3 separate regions of the Homo sapiens genome follow, and all the other regions are linked to region 1. A link is a contact called in ENCODE Hi-C or POLR2A ChIA-PET data. All regions are on one chromosome and are shown on one strand. The core of a region is the stretch at or near the end of the contact, and the rest is flanking DNA. Distances in the headings are between cores, read along the strand shown. Region 1 has its middle 19 kb from the start of SMCHD1. Region 2 overlaps NDUFV2 (NADH:ubiquinone oxidoreductase core subunit V2). Region 3 overlaps LOC124904243 (a long non-coding RNA gene).

Region 1 (3,643 bases), core at 473-2,972:
CCTCATTGTAACACATGCTGCTCTCTGGTGGGCAATGTTGAAAACCAGGGAGCTGGCATGTGTGGGGGCAGGAGGTACCTTTCTTTCCATTTTGCTGTGAACCTAAAACTGTTCTAAAAACATAGTCTCTCGCTCTCTGTTTTTTTTTTTTTAGACGGAGTCTCGCTCTGTCGCCCAGGCTGGAGTGCAGTGGCTCCATCTCGGCTCACTGCAAGCTCCGCCTCCCGGGTTCACGCCATTCTCCTGCCTCAGCCTCCGGAGTAGCTGGGACTACAGGCGCCCGCCACCACGCCCGGCTAATTTTTGTATTTTTAGTAGAGACGGGGTTTCACCGTGTTAGCCAGGATGGTCTTTATCTCCTGACCTCGTGATCCACCTGCCTCGGCCTCCCAAAGTGCTGGGATTACAGGTGTGAGCCACCACGCCCGGGCTAAATTTCTGTTTCTTATCTAAGTTTCACTTTCTTTAGAGAGAAATAATCTCTTCTCTAAAACTATATTACTCATCCTCCCCTTACAAGGCAATTGGCCGGTTCTAGAGTTAGAATGCAGCATCCCCACACAAGATACACAGATCCTATAGCACACAGGTCATTAGCCATCCATAACCATATCAATTATGAAAAATAAGGACACTTTTTGTCACATTCCTCAAAATGTGTATTTTTCAGTTCTAAATATCCCTATTAATAGTTAATTTAAGTCCGGGCACGATGGCTCACGCCTGTAATCTCAGCACTTCGGGAGGCTGAGGCGGGCAGATCACTTGAGGTCAGGAGTTTGAGACCAGTCTGGCCAACATGGCGAAACCCTGTCTCAACTAAAAATACAAAAATTAGGTGGGCGTGGTGGCACGCACCCGTAATGCCAGCTACTCGGGAGGCTGAGGCAGGAGAATCACTTGAACTGGGGAAGTGGAGGTTGCAGTGAGCTGAGATTGTGCCATTGCACTCCAGCCTGGGCGACAGAGGGAGACTCCTGGCAAAAAAAAAAAAAAAAAAAAAGGTTAATTCAAGCTGACACTTGCCAAGCCTGGGTCAGTTCCTCCTCACAGAATGTACTCTGGCTTGACGTGAATCTGACTTCTATAATTGCCCCCTGCTGTCCTGTGGTACATAACTCTTGATACTTCTGAGATGTGATTTAGAAAATGAATACTTCTCCAAAGGAAACAATAAATTTGCAGAGATAAAACTGCCTAAATCATGCTGAATATGTTGCACAAGGAGAACCAAGCCCTCCCCATTCCCAATCATATGTATAGGAAATGTAGACTTTTTCAAGGCAGTCAGCAGGAACAAAATATGCGCAAAGACTCTGTTTTCATGTTTTTGTACTTTAGTTTTGTATTAGATATTTCCTGCTTCTACAGCTGTTGGGTGTGTCCCTCCTCCTGTTCCGGTGATGTAAACCTAAAAAAAAAAAAAAAAAAAAAAGAAAGCTTCTCAAAAAAGAATAAAGAAGTAAACACACACACACACACACACACACACACACACACACAAACACTGAACATTTTAGATTCCCTGTTATGTCAACCCTTTTCATTTTAGAGAATGTTTTTGCCTCACATGTGCAAAACTAAATCTATCCAACCTTGTTGCTTTTTCAGAAGAAAAGGAAGTATACACTTGTGTATTGTCTCCAGCTTTGCTAGCCTAAGAGAAACTAACTGCTTGTAACTCAAAGCCAAATCCTCAAGGTGTTCTAGCTCAAAGCCAACCACAACAGGAAGGGGAAGTACACAATATCTTACACTTTATATAATTTTGCTGTTCTCTCCTCACGTCCCTACGTCTCTCACACATCTCTAAATCTTCTTACAGGGCACAGCATCCTTGGAAATGCAGGAAACAGCTTCTGGATATCTGATGCAGGGCTCCCCTTAGATTTTTCACAGCGGCCGAGCAGCCTCCTATCTCCATACAAGTCGAAGTCCCCATTTTCCTCTGCTGTGGTTGAAATTTTCACAGAGTGCTCCTCTGGAACTACAGTCCTACTGAGCCTTTTCTATGGCCTTCTATGCAGTTACTTTCCCCAAACAGGACCCTTAATTCTAATCAGAGCTTGAGAAACTCTGCCAGCAGTCAGACTGTGATAAACAATGTTTTCGACAGGACACAGAAAGGCCAACAGAACAATGTTTCTAACCAAACATAATTAATGCTGTACCGTAGTTGGAAAAAAAAAGACTAACCATTCCTTCTTAGAATCACCGAACAAAGGCCAAACCCTATAAAAAGCCCCTCCCTGGCTGGGCACGGTGGCTCACGCCTGTTATCTCAGCACTTTGGGAGGCCAAGGCGGGCAGATCACTTGAGGTCAGGAGTTTGAGACCAGCCTGACCACATGGTGAAATCCTGTCACTACGAAAAATACAAAAATTAGCTGGGCGTGGTGGCATGCACCTGTAATCCCAGCTACTCGGGAGGCTGAGGCAGGAGAATTGTTTGAACCTGGGAGGCGGAGGTTGCAGTGAACTGAGATCACGCCACTGCACTCCAGACTGGGCAACAGAGGGACTCCGTCTCGGGAAAAAAAAAAAAAAAGCCCCTCCTTGCTCCATGTTTCTGAGATATCCCATGACCAGTTCCTCCTCACTACAGCAAGTACAGTCATGCAACTATTTTCTGTAGGTAAGACCTGTGGTCTTTTCTTTGGTTGGTGAGCTTTAACTGGCTTTTATTATCTCTGGGTGGCATTTTCAATTCTCAGAGTGATTGTCCCATAGAATTGAAGTCTCCTAACCCTCCCTTCCCCTAGAAGCCGCATTCTAATCAGGGCTTGAGAAACTCTGCCAGCAGTTAGGCTGTGATAAACAATGTTTTCAACAGGACACAGAAAGGCCAACAGAACAATGTTTCTAACCAAACATAATTAATGCTAAACTATAGTATAGCATCCCCTGCCCCACCACACCACACCCTTGCTTACTATACCTACTTGATGGAACTCCCCAAGTTCCTTCTCTTTGCCCCAGGATAGAGGTTGCCTTAAGGAAAGACATCAGGATAATGCTGTTCTTGGCTCCCGGTTACCCAGTGACTCCTTCCTTTCCATGCACAGATTGAGAGCATCCACTGCCGGGCGACTTTTTTGTCTGTCCTACTCGTCACCCTCCATCAGGGGATTTTGGTGGAAGTGCCAGCCTTTCCCAGCCCTTTCCAGGCCTCTACAGCCAGTTCTGTTTCTAGCCTGACTCAGTTCCACATCTTTCCTCCCTCTCCTGAAAATGGACAATTTTGAGTAACCAACTGTTTGACTTCTCCATATCTCTCTTCCAGGATGTGAGGCATGAAGATGCGGGTGTGAGAGTAGATCTAAAATTCATTTTCAAGGATCCAAATAACTTGGCCCTTGACCCTCCTGGTGCCTAGAAAACCAACTCTCTCCAATAGACCTACTCTCATCTTCCCTACTCCAAAGCTGTCAGATACCTAGGGAATCCGTTTTACAACCATTTCATTGGTCTCCCAGCATTTTGATGGAATTTTGCATTGTTTATCTTTGTGAACAATATACTTCTCTTAAGTGCCTGGGCAACTAACTTAGTCTCTAATTTGTAGAGAGTAGAACCTCTTCCTACTTCTAAGGCTGAAAGATAAAAAGGGAGTAATTTTCCCCACCATTCCATCCCTCTGCTG
Region 2 (3,643 bases), core at 289-2,788, 6.5 Mb before region 1:
ATTATTGGAAGCCTTTATGAAATTAAAACACAAAATTTTAAATGTGAACATATGTGTATTTTCCCAAAAGCAAGGTTATCAGATTGTCAAAGGGATCTGGGATCCAAAAGGGTTAAGACCCATTACTTTAGGAGGGTACAAAAGGACCATCTTAAAAAAAAAAAAAAAAAAAAAAAAACAGCACCATCTCTTTCCCACGTTTTCCATAATAGCCAACAGCAAGAAGCTTTATCTCTTCTTAAAAGAGCAGAAGCAGGCCCTCTTCAAAAACTGACAAGAAATGGCATGTCAACAGGAAATCAAATGAGTCACACTGAGATTAACACTTACGATCAATTAATGTTATGTATGTGTGGTGAATACAGAAATGAATCTCTTGATATGTTAACTCTCGGAGTTCTGCTTTTTAAAGGACATAAGCCAAAAGAGGAAAGAAAACAGACACTCTGGACAATGATCTCAAATATGTGGCCAATTTGATGCTTGATATATAGCAGGAAGCTACTTCTTACACCACTAACTCTAAATCATCACACAAGTCCACTATATTGCCTTTATACTAGATTAATCCCTGAAAACAGCACCTTGTCAGAAAAGGGAGATATAATATCTTATCCTTTCCAAATTGTGCAACTAATCTGGGGAGTTCACAGACTTCTATTTATAGTTAAAACTCCGGAAACTAAAAATATAAAGACCAGCTGCTAATCTAGTTACTACATTACTAAAATCCATGAGTTTCAAACTAGTGTCATTTTGGGATTCAACAAGTTACAATCTCCAAACTCTCAGTAAGCCAACATGACTGAGAACCCAAAGTGTGATGAGAATCAGGTTAGGGCTCACACAGTAATTTCACTGGAAATAAATTCTTATTCCCAGAGTTTTCCTGATACTAATTTAAACTCATGAGGTTCAACTGGAACCAACATCTTTTGAAATGTAGTAAATTCAATTAGCTGTATGTAAATTCTCACGATGACCATCATATATCAAAGACAATGGTATTTAAGATATTTTGGATTTTTACAATGGATTTACCCCAATTTCCAAGTCTTTTCTTTCCAAAGAAATCTAAGTAATTACTTACCACAAATAAAGCTCCTCCAGCTCCATTTTGCATAACTGTCTTATGCAAATTCCTTACATGTCTTCCCTAAAATTTAAAATTTTAAGAAAGTTTAGTAAATCATAGCCTTAAAAAATTTTTCATAAAGAAATACTTTAGGATTCATAATTTACAACAATGGAATCAACTTATAAAAGATCTTAAGAAATATGGTATTCTACCCTATCCATCTCTATTTCAGGAGAGTTATTTTACAAATGGAGATTCAAAGCCAAGATTCACCCACCTAACATCACACACACGAGTCAATAGGAGAACCAGGACAACCCAGATCTGCTGACTTGTGTACCTTCCTGCCACGCTCTGCTGGCATGCATTTGGAGAATTAATGTACTATTAACTTCTTGACTTTCACTTTTGTCTGAATCAACTTGGATGCCAGCTTTCACTTAGTGTGAACCTTCATAAACATGTTTTCATTCTGTACAAATGAGTCATATACTCTGTACAAATGAGTCAACTGTATCCTCCTTCCTTTTCAATCCTTTACTAAATTAGTTCTGAAACTCCAGCCGTAAAAAGTAGTTTCTGGCCGGGTGTGGTGGTTCATGCCTGTAATCCCAGCACTTTGGGAGGCTAAGGCAAGGAGATCACGAGGTCAAGAGATCGAGACCATCCTGGCCAACATGGTAAAACCCCATCTCTACTAAGAACACAAAAATTAGCTGGGCGTGGTGGCGCACGCTGGTAGTCCCAGCTACTCGGGAGGCTTAGGCAGGAGAATCGCCTGAACCTGGGAGGCAGAGGTTGCAGTGAGCCGAGATCGCGCCACCGCACTCCAGCCTGAGCAGCAGAGCAAGGCTCCGTCTCAAAAAAAAAAAAAAAAGTAGTTTCAGAAAGCTATTTATGATGCTATGCGGACTGACAATGTTCAGTTGCTTTGGAAGGAATCTGATTATTCTCTCAGCTGCATTTCATTTCTCTTTGCCCTCTTGCTCCTACCCTCCACTCCTACCCTGTCCCCCGCCCCCAAGTATTTCAACTACTGTTCTGGATTCCTCCAATTTCTGAGTTCTACTAACCACAGACGGCAGAACACTGGCTGGGTTAAACCAAGCATGGAACTAGCAAAGAGTTGGACAATTCAAAGGCAAACATAGAAGAAAGTAAACGGAGTAATATAACACAATAGTATATTTAACTTTACCCTAGGTCCAAATGATATTTCAGTTGAAGAAATATTAATAAATAAGTTTACATGGAACATCTGCTTTAATTAACAAGAAAAGACTAAGGTACAGGATGTGAGACACACGTACAAAAGATGGGAGTGATAAATATCAATTTCAGGATAATTGGAAGGCAGGGAGGGATACAGTCAGAGGTGCACAAGGGGGCTTTGATTGTGTTGGTTTTGTTTTGAAAAATTAACTGAAACTAAAATTTAGAAGACAGTCACTGTCATCTTAGCTCAGAAAATTTTTTTAATCGAGTAACAATTTTTGAGTAACATCAGTGAGTTACTTAACTAAATTCTGAGAGAAAAGACTGTATACTTATAATAAAAGGATTAATTTTAAGAGTAGGGAAAGTATTCAGTCTTCTCCTAATTTCTGAACACTAACATTTTCTGTTTATTGGCTTTTTATCCACTCCTTGCAGGCTGTCCTCAGGGCTCAGTTCACACTCCTATCTTCTTTTCTCTATAAAGCCTTTGCCTCTGAGAACTCATCCATTAACTTGACAGTGATGAGTCTTAAATCTTACACACATTTGATGACAAGAGGCTAATAGCCTGAAGAGATCATAAATGCACTTAAAAAATGAGTAAAGATCATGAACAAAAGTTTCACAGAATTCAAACTGCTTACTAGTAACTAAAAACATACAACTTAAAATAACATTACTAGTTATCAAACTACCAAGTATCTTTTTTCTTTTAAGATAGCATTCCATTCTGTTGAGCATATAGAGAAACAAGCACACTTAAAAATTCATATAGCCTTTTAGAAAGCAAATTACCATGATATATGGAAAGCCTAAATAAGTGTCTTTTTTTTTTTTTGGAGACGGAGTTTCGCTCTTGTTGCCCAGGCTGGAGTTCAATGGCATGATCTCGGCTCACCACAACCTCTGCCTCCCGGGTTCAAGCGATTCTCCTACCTCAGCCTCCCAAGTAGCTGAGATTACAGGCATGTGCCACTACGTCTGGATAATTTTTTGTATTTTTAGTAGAGACGGGGTTTCTCCATGTTGGTCAGGCTGGTCTTGAACTCTCGATGTCAAGTGATCTGCCCGCCTCAGCTCCCCAAAGTGGTGGAATTACAGGCGTAAGCCACTGCGCCTGGCCCCAAGTGTCCATTTTTTAATTTAGTAATTCTAACCTAGGTATTTTTCCTGCAGTACAAAATGAGGATAAAGCTTTACATGAAAACATGTTGTTCCTATTATGTTTATTGCAGCAAAAACACAACCTAAAAACCCAATCTGAGCAGGTTTTAACTAAATACTAATAATTCTGACACTAGAACGTTATGTAGCTAACAAAAATATGTCGTAAAAATAATCATGTAG
Region 3 (3,643 bases), core at 725-3,224, 6.4 Mb before region 1:
CCGAATAGCTGGAGTTACAGGCACCCGCCACTACGCCTGGCTAATTTTTGTGTTTTCAGTAGAGACAGGGTTTCACCATGTTTGCCAGGCTAGTCTTGAGCTGCCGACCTCAGGTTATCTGCCCATCTCGGCCTCCCAAAGTGCTGGGATTACAGGTGTGAGCCACAGCGCCTGGCCCGAGGCTATTATTTTTGATAAGAAAATGTTTTGTGATTTTGCATTTGCCTAGGAAGGCAATGACTGACACATCTGACACATTTATAATCACAAATTAAAACAAAAGCACCAGAACTCCCCAGGTCAGATAGGATGCTGGGTATGCCAAATTGGAGCATGCAGGATGTCAGACGACTTCTCTGAGGGCACTTATATTTCCTTATTTCTTTATTCGCATCTGGTTCTCCTTTGTTACTCTGTAATGCCCTATACTTCTCCAAATACAGCACTTACCCACTGTATTATAAGTACCTGTTGATTTGTCTCTCTCTCCCCCTTGAACTGCAATTGAAAAAAGTAAATGATAAATATGAGTAGAATTAATGAATTCAACAACAATTTATTAGATACCTAGTGTATGACAGACAGCTTTTAGGCATTGGGGTTTGGAGCACAGTGGCAAATAGAATCCCTGACTTCATGGAGTTTTTATTGTAGTCAGAGGAAACAGATCATAACAAGGAAATAGACATCTTCACTACCTCAGATAGTGATAAGTGCTATGGATAAAAATAACACAGGGGGCTGGGCATGGTGGCTCACGCCTGTAATCCCAGCACTTTGGGAGGCCTAGGTGGGAAGATTACTTGAGCTCAGGAGTTCGAGACCAGCCTGGGCAACATGGCGAAACCCCATCTCTACTAAAAATACAAAAATTAGCCAGGCACGGTGGTGGGCGCTTGTAATCCCAGCTACTAAGAAGCCTGAGGTGGGAGAATCGCTTGAACCCGGGAGGTGGAGGTTGTAGTGAGCCAAGATTGCATCATTGTACTCCAGCCTGGGCGACAGAGTGAGACTCTGTCTCAAAACAAACAAACAAATAAAGCAATGGGGAATGCTGGGGTAGGGGAGCCCTGAAGAAGCAGCAGGAATAAGCCCCGTGGACAGCTGGTGGAGGGGGCATCCGGGCGGAGGGAGGGGTTGTGCATATGCCAAGGGCCAGGCATGGGCATTTGTGTTCCAGGTATTGGGGGGTGGGGCATGGGGAGGCCGTGAGAGGACAGTAATCAGATCAAAGAGATGTAGGACCTTGCACGTCACTACAAGGAGTTAGCTTTCTTCTCTTCTTCCTCCTCCTCCTCCTCCTCCTCCTTCTTCTTTCTTTGGCTAAAGCTGTCCTCCCCTCAGCCTCTTGAGTAGCTGGGACTACAAGTGTTCACCACCACACCTGGCTGGCCTTCTATTCTGAATGAGTTAGGAGTCAATGGGAGGTTTTGAGTAGGAAGAGATATGATGTGGTTTTCCATTTGGAAAGGACCCTGTGGCTGCTGAATTGAGAATGGTGTGAGAAAGTAAAGACTGAAGCAGAAAAACAGTTTGGAGGCTACTGCAACAATCCAGGCAAGAAGTGATGGTGGCTTCATCATGGAGGAAGGGAGCCACTCAGGTTCTGGATAGCCTGGGAGGTTGAGCAAGCCATGAAATGGGAGAGAAAAAGAGGAATCAAGCCTGATTCCGAGACTGCTGGCAGGAGCGCCTGGAAGGATGATGGTTACCTTCTCTATGGAGGGGAAGGTATGGGAGAAGACAGCATGGTGTGTGAAGAAGTCCAGAAGTTTGGTTTTGGACATATTAAGTTTCAGTTGCTTAGTAGATATATCTTTCTTATTTATGTTGAATTCTCCATCCAACTTAGAGGGTAGACAGGGTTTCTTTTTCAGTATTACAATCTAACAGGAACTGAGAACTTACAGAACAGACCAGTAGGAACTGAAACAGTAGAAGGGTTGGGGAAGAGGGTTTTGAGTGTTTTTGTTTAAATATAAGGAGACAAATTTACATCCCACAATCCGTTTTCCTTCAGCAACTAGTAGTACTTTTCTCGCAGTCTTTAACAGCTAGCCAGGGCCACTAGCTCTCAGTGTTGTACTCCCTTGGACTAGGTAATTCTGAAGGAAAGATCAGAATAATGAGAAGTATGTGGGTCCTATTGGGAAAGGCAGCCCACCATGGACCCTGAAGGTCCCTGCCTGTTCTTGCTGAGTGTGCTGGATTTTTTTTTTTTTTTTTTTTTGAGACGGAGTCTCACTCACTCTGTCGCTCAGGCTGGAGTGCAGTGGCGTGATCTCAACTCACTGCAACCTCCGTTTTCTGGGTTCAAGCTATTCTCTTGCCTCAGCCTCCCGAGTAGCTGGGATTACAGGCATCCACCACCACGCCTGACTAATTTTTGTATTTTTAGTGGAGACATGTTGGCCAGGCTAGTTTTGAAACCCTGACCTCAGGTGATCCGCCCTCGTTGGCCTCCCAAAGTGCTGGCATTACAGGTGTGAGCCACTGCGTCCAGCCGAGTGTACTGGATTTTAAGACTGATCTGTCTCCTGATACTGAATGGTTTCTCTGGTTAGTCACACAGGCAATTAAGCAGGTCAAAGTGGAGAAAGACTGGCTTATTTGCTGCTTGCTCAAGGGCTGGGCCCTTAGCCCTGGGTTCCTCTCCTGTAATGCAACCCACTGCATGCGCAGGTATCATCTAGGACTATCATGTCATCCCTGTGTTGTGTATGGGGAAGGGAACTAGTGCAAATATGCTCATGTTGTTTGCTGTGCTGTGCTGTTAGTAATAAAATCCTTTGTCTCTGACCCAAGAGTCTTATGTCTTCTGCCAGCATCAATGAAACAGTTAACAGTGTAAGTTGGAGAAAGTTCCAGAGCTTTTACAGTTCTTGACAGGCCTCATCTCTCTCAAAGGAGTCTAAAGCTCCATCTGGGATTAAGGGGTAGCTTGGGGTGAAACATGATGGGGATCTGGCCAGATGCCCCAGGTCCAGCTAGGAAGGAATCCATTTTCTCTTGGGGACTTTGGTACTGAATGAAATATTTGGAGATGGGAGCAAAATGAAGGAAACAGATTATATGAAGTTTAAGGGATTAGGCTAATTTCCAATTTGTTGATACTCCTTGATTCAACATATAGTGGTAAACATGAGTCCTTTTGTAATCCCTTAGGCTTAAGTAGAAGATGGGGACAGGTGGAAAGTGCATTTTTAGAGTAAAGGTAGCAGATAATGATTGCTGAAACAAAAGAAATCCAAGTCCACTTTTGCCTAGGGAGGGACAGTTGGCCAGGCCACAAAAAAAAAAAAAAAAAAAAAAAAAAGAAAGAAAGAAAGAAAGAAAAAGAGCAGGGCCTGAATTTTTACAAAGAAAATCAGTTCGCCATTTCCTTTTAAGAAATTTTAGCCTGGCTAGACCACTGGTGTGCTGACTCTCCTCATTCACATTAATTACTATGGAGACCACCTCCCTTCTGTGTGGTGCTGATGCCCAGTGAGGGACCATCCAGCAGATGCCTATGGAAGTGCTGGGGGAAGTACAAGGCCTAGAAGAGTTTATTTATTGTCTATGGGAACACCAGAAGGAGATATCATTTCAGTAAGCATCACCTTTTAAAAATGGACAGTACTGGCTGGGCGCGGTGGCTCAG

The links. A loop is a pair of places that touch in the nucleus more often than their neighbours do. ChIA-PET counts read pairs that join two places held with the same protein, here RNA polymerase II (POLR2A). Pooled maps may share reads with other maps.
Region 2: a pooled map shows a loop between it and region 1 (7-fold over the local background). The contact joins two enhancer-like sites. A Hi-C loop is called at or near these places in 1 of 37 single-sample maps with no recorded cell type and 6 of 50 pooled maps. POLR2A ChIA-PET finds 5 or more read pairs at or near these places in 1 of 52 experiments (naive thymus-derived CD4-positive, alpha-beta T cell).
Region 3: a loop to region 1 is called in a map with no recorded cell type, with 9 times the contacts of the local background. The contact joins two enhancer-like sites. A Hi-C loop is called at or near these places in 2 of 37 single-sample maps with no recorded cell type and 1 of 50 pooled maps.

The regions. Positions count from the first base shown.
Region 1 is chr18:2,634,895-2,638,537 of GRCh38, reverse strand. No RefSeq gene overlaps it. Among named protein-coding and RNA genes, the nearest start is that of SMCHD1, 19 kb to the left of the region's middle. RefSeq lists enhancers at 1,203-1,252, 1,843-2,022. Within about 2 kb of position 1,722, at least 15 of the 41 ENCODE cell types and tissues checked have a DNase peak (open chromatin) inside an H3K27ac peak, as active enhancers do.
Region 2 is chr18:9,115,351-9,118,993 of GRCh38, reverse strand. NDUFV2 (NADH:ubiquinone oxidoreductase core subunit V2) reads right to left here. Exons shown (of 8, transcript NM_021074.5): 2 at 1,091-1,156. Among named protein-coding and RNA genes, the nearest start is that of NDUFV2, 14 kb to the right of the region's middle. Within about 2 kb of position 1,538, at least 21 of the 41 ENCODE cell types and tissues checked have a DNase peak (open chromatin) inside an H3K27ac peak, as active enhancers do.
Region 3 is chr18:9,060,587-9,064,229 of GRCh38, reverse strand. It overlaps LOC124904243 (a long non-coding RNA gene), which reads left to right. Exons shown (of 2, transcript XR_007066278.1): 2 at 1,472-2,799. Among named protein-coding and RNA genes, the nearest start is that of NDUFV2, 40 kb to the left of the region's middle. Within about 2 kb of position 1,974, at least 5 of the 41 ENCODE cell types and tissues checked have a DNase peak (open chromatin) inside an H3K27ac peak, as active enhancers do.